Regions from separate parts of the Mus musculus genome. Here region 2 is linked to region 1. The links are chromatin loops, found by intact Hi-C in ENCODE. Cell type or tissue: left cerebral cortex. All regions are shown on one strand.

Region 1 (5,000 bases):
GCCCTTGGTCTCTGCAGCTGCTTGGGCAGCGCGAGAATCTCGCCGTCCAGATGCGTGGTCCGGACTTCTGGGCTATGCGGGAAGCGGGTTACGGGCCAGCCTGGCTTCCTTGCAAACAGCGCCCGGGGAGGCCGCGGCAGCGCGGGCCTCGCCGCGTCCCTCCGCCGACGCGGGCGGCCCCACGCGCCAGCCGTTCAGCCAGCCCCACATTCCATCTCAAAAATAACACACACGTGTGCTGGTAAACAAGCGCGCCAGCCGCCGGGGCTGCGCGTCCCGGGCGAGCCCGTGCAACGCGCCCCCTCCTCCCGCACGTGCCGCCGGGCTCCGCCCACGGGCTTTGCGCAACCAGGCTCCGCCCCTCCCGTCTCGCCAGGGCCCTGGGGTCCTAGAGCCCGCCGTGCTAGCAAGCTGGCCTCGCCGAGGTTCTCAAAGTTTCTCGCCCTGATAGAGCGTGCGGCTCAGATCCGCTCCCTACCTCCTTTCCCTCCTCCCTGCACAGTCCTCCTCTAGTCCTCCCGCTGTCTGCGCGGCGAAGGCTGCCACTCAGCGCGCCTTCGCTCTCCCTCCCCTCTGTCCTTGCAATTTTACTCGATTGTTTATTATTTGCTGGGGGCGGGGGCGAAGAGGAGCGAGAGGCGTCTGGAGCCCAGAGACTGGCGGCGGCGGCCAGTCAGCGCTCGGCGTGGCTTGACGAGGAAGCCGCGCAGCGAATGGCGATGCGGCGCAGGGCTCCGGGGTCACGCGCGTGTAGAGACAATGACATCATCTGTTTGTACGCGTCGAACTAGCTTGGTGCAGGGGCGGGGGCCTCACGTCACTTGAGTGACGGATCACGCGTAAAGCCTGGAGGCCGGAGTTCCGGGGTGGGCGGCCTCTGCAGGCTCTTTTAGGCTGGCTCTTTTGGGGTATTGGGTTGTTGCGGAGCCCAGACTTTAGCTGCAGAGACCGAGAGGGTTTTGTTTGGAAAGATACGTATGAACCAGAATGCATGGTAGACTTTTGGTATGCATGTCGCGTGTGGCGCAGAAAAGCACACAGTACGGCCGGGAGGCACGGATCGTGGGATAAGGGATTGTGAAGGTGCGATCTGAAGTCTATAGACTTAGAAAAGTCAAGCACGTAATCAGCTGCTTTAGCATAAGAAAACTGTTGCCCGCTTCCAGTTAGCTATCTTCTGCTCCTGCGTTCAGGACTGGGGCGCACTGCACTTTTCTTCCTGAGTTGCACTTTTCCCACTTAGCCTTAAAATCCGTGAAAAGCGAAGCACGACTGTCGCCGGGTGTCCCAGGTGAGGGTCCAGTGACACACCTTTCGGCGCGATCTTCGCCGGCCAGTGTTTCCACGCCCAGGTAACCCTTGTCACCTGCGGCTGCCGGCTTAACCCGGGTGTTCCCTGGTGTCAGGTTCTAATAAGGAACCCGATACTGGGGCGGGCTCCGACCCCACGCACCCACGGGCAGGCCACGGGCCCACGAGCCAAACGCAGGGCCCAAGGCTGAGAGCGCGGGGCGGCGCGCAGTGGTGTGTTGTCTGACCTGGCCTCCCGTCCCGGGCCAGCGTGGCCGCTGAGGTCCCCAGGAGAGCGCGGGACCCCAACCGGGAGGGCTGCGGAGCCGGCCGAGTCCCGACCCGCGCGCGCCCGCCCCCATTCCCGCAGCCCCGCGCAGGCGCGAGGGCGCACACACGCGCACTCCCACACGCACGCACAGCAGCCCTCCCGGCCCCCGCCCCAGCCCTCCCCCTGGGCGGGGACCCGCCCCGCCGTCATCCTAGGTTGAGGCTCCCTGTGAGTGGCTATAACTTTGTGCTGCTGCCGCGGCCGCCCTGCTCGTGGAAGGGAGGAGGAGGAATGTGGAAGGCGGCGGCGCAGCACAGGCTGACAGGCGGTTCCTCCGGCGGGCTGCGGCGGCGGCCCGAGAGTCCCCTCGTCGCGGTGCCCTGGGCTCGCGCGGAATCGTACGCCCTCCCGCCTCGTTCCTGAAGGGAAGGAGCCGAGGTAGGCGCCGGAGCTTTGCAACGGGGCGGCCGCCTTTCCAGTGACTCCGGATCTGTTTCCGAGCTGGGCCAGGCGCTTCCCTTTCCCTCCCCGTGACTCGGTGTGCTCCCCCCCTTCTCTCCCGCTAGTGTCTTTAAAGGACTTGAGGGAAGGGGGAACTGTCAAGATGGCAGCAGCGGGAGCAAGGAGGTGATGAACGGTGCTGGTCCGGGTTTTCATGCAGTCCGAGAGATTTGGCGCTTCCCGACCTGTTGGAAGATTTATGTTCCCACTTGCTTCCTCCTTCCCGTTTCTGACCTGGAAGGGGGCGGAGGGCCCCACGTCCCCAAGAAAATACATCTCAGATCTTCTTAGTCCTGCGGGGTCGGCCCTCTCTCTCTCTCTCTCTTGTTGGAAGTGATCTTGGCAGGTCTGCACCCAGACCCCCACGCTCTCCCTGCTGGTCCGCGGGCGGAGAGGAAAAGACGGGAGTTGCCCGCGCCAGCCCTAGGGGGCCTCTCGCCTGGGAGGGGTGGGGGGGATCGCAGGGCTGGGGAGCGGGAGAAGAGCCCAGGACTCTGCTGACTTGCCCTGCGCCTCCGCGGGAGGCACTTGAGCGAGCCAGAGCCAAACATAAACAAACGCACGCACGCACGCTCGCCCTCCGACCACTGCGGAGCTGTTGGGGTCCGGAGGCCGCCCACACTTAATGGCGCGGCCACCCCTCCCCCGGGACGCCCCTCCCCCCTCCGCCCCGCCATCTAGTCCGGGAGAGACCTGCGGTTCTGGCGACGGCAGCGGGGGAGGGGGCTGCCCCGCGCGGGGCCGTCGATTCGCTCGCGTCTCCCGGGCGGCCAGGCCAGGGGGCGGCGTCTGCTGCGCCAGGTTCGCGGGACGCACGTCCCCAGGTCTATCCGTTCTAGGTGGCGGCCGCGGGCGAGGAGTCTCCGCGGACTAGGCTCCAACACAGGATAACCAACTCTCTCTTCGCGCTTCCCTAGGTAGCTGGAGCTCGAACCTTCGCGGTGCCCCGTTCCTCCCCCGCCGCACCCAGCCTGGGCTCGAGAGGAGAGAGCAAGAGCCCAAGCCGCGGGCGGCGGGCAGGCGGCGAAGATGGCAGAGGCACCAGCCTCCCCGGTCCCGCTCTCTCCGCTCGAAGTGGAGCTGGACCCAGAGTTCGAGCCACAGAGTCGGCCACGCTCCTGTACGTGGCCCCTGCAGAGGCCGGAGCTGCAGGCGAGCCCGGCCAAGCCCTCGGGGGAGACGGCCGCAGACTCCATGATCCCCGAGGAGGACGACGATGAAGACGACGAGGACGGCGGCGGCCGAGCCAGCTCGGCCATGGTGATCGGTGGCGGCGTGAGCAGCACGCTGGGTTCCGGGCTGCTCCTCGAGGATTCGGCCATGCTGCTGGCTCCAGGAGGGCAGGACCTCGGGTCGGGGCCAGCGTCCGCCGCAGGCGCTCTGAGTGGGGGCACGCCGACGCAGCTGCAGCCTCAGCAGCCACTGCCACAGCCGCAGCCGGGGGCGGCTGGGGGCTCTGGGCAACCAAGGAAATGCTCCTCGCGGCGGAATGCCTGGGGGAACCTGTCCTATGCCGACCTGATCACCCGCGCCATCGAGAGCTCCCCGGACAAACGGCTCACTTTGTCCCAGATCTACGAGTGGATGGTGCGCTGTGTGCCCTACTTCAAGGATAAGGGCGACAGCAACAGCTCTGCGGGCTGGAAGGTGCGTGCCTATCAGGGGCTGGTGGTCGGACCTGCCAGGCCTTCGCAGCGCCAAGCGCGTATCGAAGCGGTCGGTTTGCGGCCGTCCAGAGAGGGCTGGCAGAGGAGCTTCGCTGTGAGCCTTTGGGGTGGGGGATTCTTTTCACTCCTATAGGAGGGAAGCCTGGGGATGGCCTCAAAGTGGGAAGGGAGGGTCCTGGGCAAGTTTTGGGCATGCCCAGATGAGTAGGCTGTGGGCAAGGGACACTAAGGAGGAAGGACCAAGACATTTGTATGTGCTGGCTTACCTCGGCTGCGGGGAGGAGGTAGCTCCGCGGCCAACTTTGGAATACAGGAGGTGGAAGTGGGATGCACCGAGGACATTGTGGGTGGAGGGAAGGCGTGTGTGGGGGAGTGTTTGGGACAGCGTTCAAGGCAGTGGCAGGAGCATGATACTAGCAAACTGAGGATCTTTGGGTCCAACTTGTGCTTGTGGGTGTTGACACCAACAGGCAAATCGATCCCATTAGAAAAAGCAATGATTGCAGACTGTTCCCTGGCCGGCTCTCACGCCTTTCCTCACACACCTTTGCTCTTGAGAGACGTCACTTCAGCAAGCCTGCCAGCAGGTAGCCTCTGAAATGCTTTGGGGCTTGAAACAGGTCGGGTTTGTCATCTAAAAGTGTGCTGGCTACACCTGCTGCTCCGCTGGAGGTCTATGCTGCTGTAGGCAGTGGTTGAGGCGGGGTTGTCACGTGTCGGGGACTCCGGTCAGAGCTTTGCCTCTGTGGGAGGGAGGGAGGGAGGAGGGGAGGAAAGGAGGGAGGGGAGGGCTGATAGCAGGGTTGGGCCATAATGGCTTCTATCTATAAAGGAGCCAGAGAGACTCTTCTGTTCCCTTTCAGCCTCTTGGGGCACCCGACACGTGGTAGGGAGAGAGGTGAGGAAAGGCCTATGATGTAATGACTTCCTGCAGTTGGGCATCCAAAGAGATTGACTCCTGGTCCCCTGCCGGGCTCCCCTGCTCTTCAGGGCACCTCCAGGCCCATTCCCCTGAAAGCAGCCACAGCCCCACGTCCCTGGAGCGAAGTTACTCAGCAGTTGCTCTTGCTTGCAGTTTCCTTCCTTTTCCTATTTCGCTGTCATTGTGAGCTCTGTGGCTTCTGGCTTCTAGGTTTCTAGGTGTATAAATAAGAACAGCTCATCTTTGTGGAGACCTGAGATAAAGCCTATGGAAGAGCCTTGCAGATAAAGGGACTTGAAAAAGTGTCTGATACCGAAGAGCCTTGCGTGGACGGTTTAAAAGCAGAACG
Region 2 (5,000 bases), 340 kb after region 1:
TTTCCCTCCCTCCCTCTGTCCTTCTCTCCCTCTCCCTCTCTCTCTCTCTTTCTCCCTCCCTCCTTCCCTTTCCCCCCACTCTTTCTTTCTCTGTTGGTCACGTGGTCTTGCTATGAAACCTAGGCTATCATGGAACCCACCAGGCTGGCACTGACCAATACTATTCGTGCTGGGCTTACTAGTGTGAGCCTGTTGTGATTTTCAAGACTGTAGATTCTAAAATTGAAACATATACCTCTAGTCCTAGCTCTGAGGAAGCTGAGGCAGGGGGATCATGAGTTAGATGCTAGCCTGGGCTACATGAGACCCCCCCCCAAACAAAACAAAACAAAAAAAAAGCTTCATACTGACAAATGTCACCTATACCCTGCCCCCCCTCCACACACGCACACACAAAGTGATGTTATCAGGGGGCAGAGTGCTACACAGGAAGCTGTGGCCAGTTACTTCCACAGCACACTGAGGGGGAAATCCTGTACCGGACTCACTGCTGATGGGAGATGTGAAATATCTCTTCCCCATCTGCTGTTGTTTTTGTTAAAGGGGAAAAAGGAGAGAAATTACATGATCGAGTACCCAAAGCAAGCATCTGACCTATCGCTGCCCTTACAGCTGTTAAGTGTGACTGAGCATTTAGAGCAGGCTTTTCTGAGTGTGCTGAAAATGAACAAGGGGGTGGGTGGCCTTCACTTTTAATCTCTACACATCTTGCTGTGAGGATGACCCAGGAGGAATACGAATTTGTGTGTTTTTGTAAAGCCATACAATAAAAAGGACAACAGAGGTTTCTCAGTTTAATCCCAGGCTCCACACTGGAATGAATCTCTCGGGAAGCTTTGGGGATGCAGGTTGCTGGGCCTCACCCTGGCTGGTTCTGGCTGAGGTCTGGGGTGGGACCCGAGAGTCCGTCTCTAAGAAACTCCTGCCCGAGCTTGTGCTGAGCTGCAGCTGGGAGAACCTGTAACACAAATGAGGTGGTTCCCTAAGACGCGTCCTTCAGTGTGTATGAAGTGACTTTGAGATGAACCTCCAGGGGTCTCAAGTGCTAACTCAGGTCACCATGACGTAGGGTAAGCATGTTAAAGAAGGGAACAACTGACAAGACCAGCCAAGACCAGCTATGAGCTTCTCCAGTGAATGTTGGGCTGCCTCCTTGCTTTTGCTTGGGCAGCTGACAATTTTTGACCTGTTTGCTCTCTGTCTCTGTCTCTATCTCTGTGTCTGTGTTTGTGTCTCTGTCTCTCTCTGTGTCTCTGTCTCTGTGTCTCTGTCTTTCTGTCTCTCTGTCTCTCTGTCTCTGTCTCTCTGTCTCTCTGTCTCTCTCTCTCTCTCTCTCTCTCTCTGTGTGTGTGTGTGTGTGTGTGTGTAAGTGTGTGCCCGTGGAGGTGGAAGGGGGGTTGGTGTCACATTAAACATGTGCTCTCCCACTGAGCTCTCCCTAGCTACAGAGACAATTTCTCAGGGAAAACAAGATGTTATGTTACGTTGTGTTAGACTCTTCTCCCAATGTTCTCTGCCAGACTTTTGTCAAAACAAGTTGTCCTGGGACCAGCTGCCATCCTTGGCAGGCATGCAGCACCAATCAGAGTAGCCCATGAGGGAGGAATGAGGTGGGGCCCTTGGGACCTTCAGAAGGACCTGCCCGGGGGGAAATCTCATGGACCACAGTTAGCTAGCCAAGCCCCCAGCTCTTGATTTGTTGCATGAGACAAGCACATTAAATGTCATTAAAACGGTCCAATGTTCCTGTAGATTTTCCCTTTGAAAGAGCACAGATGTGTGTAAATGTGTGTTTAGCCACATCTGAACTTCGTAAGTTTGCAGCAGACATGTTTGAGAGTGGTGTGTTATTTCTGTTGACAACAAATCTTACTCCCAGCCCTGGGTGAAGTGAGCTGAGTTTGTATGTGGTATTTCTCTGGGGGTGTGGGCAGGGGTGGGGGTGGGGCTCTACAGAAGTTTTCAGAATAGACTTCCACAGGGGCAACAAGCGAGTTCTCAACTTATGTACAAGTGCTAAGACAATCTGTAGCTCAGGTCTCAATGGGCACAAAACTGAGACAGAAAACAGTTGCCATCAACTCCATTCAAAGCCACACTTTCCAGTTTAGGTAAGAATTCCTATCAAGATCCAATTAAATGGTAGATCTCATTTAAGCACTAGGCACATATTGTCTGCTTTATGGTGTAAATTGCATTTGGTACAAACCAAATGTGCAAACAGATGGGCTTAATAAGGGAGAAGGAGCAAGCTGTGGTGCTGAGGCAGGGCTAGCTTCTGAGGTGCCTCTGATGTCAGCACTACTACATTTAGAAGCCCATCACAGTATGTGTGGGTTTGAATTTTGGAAGAACATAAAGGGATTTTCCCCATCTCTTCTGTAAATATCTACTGGGCAAGAACTCTGGTAGAAAATGCCTGAAATAAGACTTATGTAAGGGGCAGCCTTTTACAAAGGTCACACGAAGTTCACAAAGAACAATCCTTATCTACATTAGCCGCCCCGTCACCACGGATCCTCCTCCGCCTCTCCAGCTCTCCCACTTTTGGACAGGGCAGATTTCTTTCTTTCTCCTTTTCTAAACAGAGCTACTAAATGCGGCGGGATGACAGGCAAAGCTTGGCAAGCAGGGTCCGGCATCACCAGACTGGCCCTTCTTGTGCTGTATTTTTAAAGTCAGCCTCTTGTTCTGCATAGTTCCACTCAGACCTGGAGGGTGAGCCACCCCTCCAGCCAGGCATGCAGCATGAGCTCTGATTTGGACAGCTCCGACATCCTGTTGCAGGAAGAGAGAGACCTGGAATGGCTGGAGATGGGGCGGCAAGCAGAGCGTCCCACCCTCCCCATGTTTCTAACTTGGGCCAGGCATTTAGCCGCGCAGAGATAACCCACCCTCCCTTCCTCACATCCTCTTAGCAACTGTGCTGGATTGGTTAGGAAGAGCCCTCCACCCCTTTCCCCTGGTGTCTTTGTGTGGCAACTTGCTTCCACTGGCTCTCTGCCTCCTCCCTGGCAGGAGTGTGCCCTTTGGCTGCCTTCCCAGCCTCTCTGCAGGCACATTCCCAGCGGTGCTGGGCGAGCGAGCAGGCAGGCGAGCAAGTGAGAGCATTTGGCTGAGTGAGCTCCTTGTTCAGCCTTGCCCTCGTTCTGCACCCCTGACCGGGCAGGCTCAGTGGGCCGAAGCTTGCTCATTCTTTCCAGCTCCCACTGTTTTTGTCCTTGTGGAACGGGCTCTTCCCCCACTCAGCTCAGAGCCCAAATGCCTTTATGTCTGTGCCTTAAAAAAGAACCCATCGCAGTAAAAGTCTAACTGTTGCCCTGGTGTTTTTGAGGGGGAGCCACATTCAGAGGTGTGGAGTGTGGGTACTCAGTGAATAATTGCTGATAGGGTGGCTGGGTTGGCAGTTGGATGGGTGGGTAGGTGGTCATCTCTGCCTTCAGAATGGTCTGCTTAGGTCTGCAGTTTTGAGTCTGTGGTCTCTCAGATTGGTCTGATTATATATATATATATATATATATATATATATATATATGAATGAATGAATATGTATTCTCTCAGGCTAACCGTCAACCCGCCGCCAGTGCTGATAGGATAGGTAAATCAGTATTTTCTCAGAAGTCTGCAGCCTGCCTTTGGTGACTTTTATTCTTTAGCCACCTGTAAACTCAAATGTTTAGGTTTTATTTAAGGGTGGAAAGTCGGATAAAGCAAACTGGAAATCCTAACTCAACTCTAAGATGCAGGCAGTTTTAGCCAGTTTAAAACAGGGTGTCTTGATTAATTTTCTGGTTAAGGGCATGGGGAGTGTTAAATTTTCAACCCCCTTTAACTTAATTCTTAAAGGTCCTTCTAAAATGTTTTCCTAGGCTGGATAGGAGTTGTCTCCTAAGTATGAGGAGTCTGTGGAACATAGTTTATTCCTTCTGTGACAGCTTGACATCAGTCCTTTGCCTGTGGTCAGCATCATGCACGGGGACTATTTTAGGGTGCCGTGTGAGAATCATGTGTCCACTCTGGCTGCCTGTGGGTGGTAAAGCACTATCAGTCACACGGGGCAGATGGCTGAGTTGGATGCTCCTTAGGGTGAGGGGACAGGCAGTGGATGCTTTTGAGCAGAGGAGATTGCTCTGCTCCTGAGATGAAGAGATTCCAAGTCTCCTCCTGCAGTGCACAGACCGGCCACCAGGGGCGCCTTTCACAAGAGAAGTGAGGCAACCAGTTTGAGAGGTTGGTGAAGGGTCAAAGATGCCCGGTGCAGGCCTTTAATCCCAGTACTCAGAAGGCAGAAACAGGCAGATCTCTGTGAGTTTGCAGCCATACAGGGCTATGTGGAGAGACCCTGTCTTAAACCCCCGCCCCCTGAAAAATGCCTCAAGTCTGTGGGACATTGGAGGTTGAGGGTAGTTGGGAATGAGGTATTGAAGTGCATTAGCATGCTCAGACAGGCCCTGAGTGCCCCTCACCGTGTCCTTCAGTCTCCAGAAGCCTCAGTTTCCGTACGTCAGGGTGGGGGTGGCAATCTCTTGTTGGCTTTAGGCCAATATCCCTCAGATGGAAGAAGGTAGCTCCCATAGTAGCTCCTGCTGTTGCTAATGCCCTGGAGCTGGTCACAGACCATTCTGTATAACAGTGTCCTCTTCTGTGTCCTTCCATAGTTAAAGCCATTTATTTACAACTTGTGGGGCCCATGATGTCTTAGCAAAGTGCATGTCTGTTAGGGCGTACCATGCTGCCAGGAGGAGGACATGGCTGGCTTCCTAGAGGAAGGTCGGCTTCTTACGGGAGTGTGCTGCTGGTCTGTGTTCTGGTTGGCTATAGCTGCTGATCATTCCATTTTCAGCAAAACTAGGAAGTCCGTATGAACTGGTTACTCTGCCTTCTCAGGGACGTTGAAAGCCTCTCCAGATCCCTTTTCATTTTGTTATTTCAAAACCATGTCATTGTGTGAGTGTGCACCGATGTGTTGGTTTAAAAAAATATTGTGAGAGTGGAGTGCT

The links. Peaks named below come from ENCODE experiments on the same cell type or tissue, not always from the same donor. Only the 100,000 strongest peaks of a DNase experiment are listed, where the experiment ranks them.
Region 2: it touches region 1 in a loop (7-fold over the local background); 3 of 42 quality-filtered maps call a loop at or near these places.

The regions. Positions count from the first base shown.
Region 1 is chr10:42,273,525-42,278,524 of GRCm38, reverse strand. Foxo3 (forkhead box O3) reads left to right here and starts at 1,830. Exons shown (of 4, transcript NM_001376967.1): 1 at 1,830-1,999; 2 at 2,980-3,709. The coding sequence starts at 3,092. Gm38485 (a long non-coding RNA gene) reads left to right here and starts at 3,716. Exons shown (of 2, transcript XR_380269.1): 1 at 3,716-4,627. In left cerebral cortex, a CTCF peak has its summit at 2,586; DNase peaks (open chromatin) are centred at 3,528, 4,105, 4,343, 4,635 and 5 more places; H3K4me3 peaks cover 5,000 bases; H3K27ac peaks cover 4,319 bases.
Region 2 is chr10:41,932,864-41,937,863 of GRCm38, reverse strand. The region is part of intron 12 of Armc2 (armadillo repeat containing 2); the gene reads left to right. Among named protein-coding and RNA genes, the nearest start is that of Gm33058, 24 kb to the left of the region's middle. In left cerebral cortex, CTCF peaks have their summits at 2,745, 3,012 and 4,184; DNase peaks (open chromatin) are centred at 2,567, 3,069, 4,116, 4,889 and 2 more places; H3K4me3 peaks cover 767 bases; H3K27ac peaks cover 3,141 bases.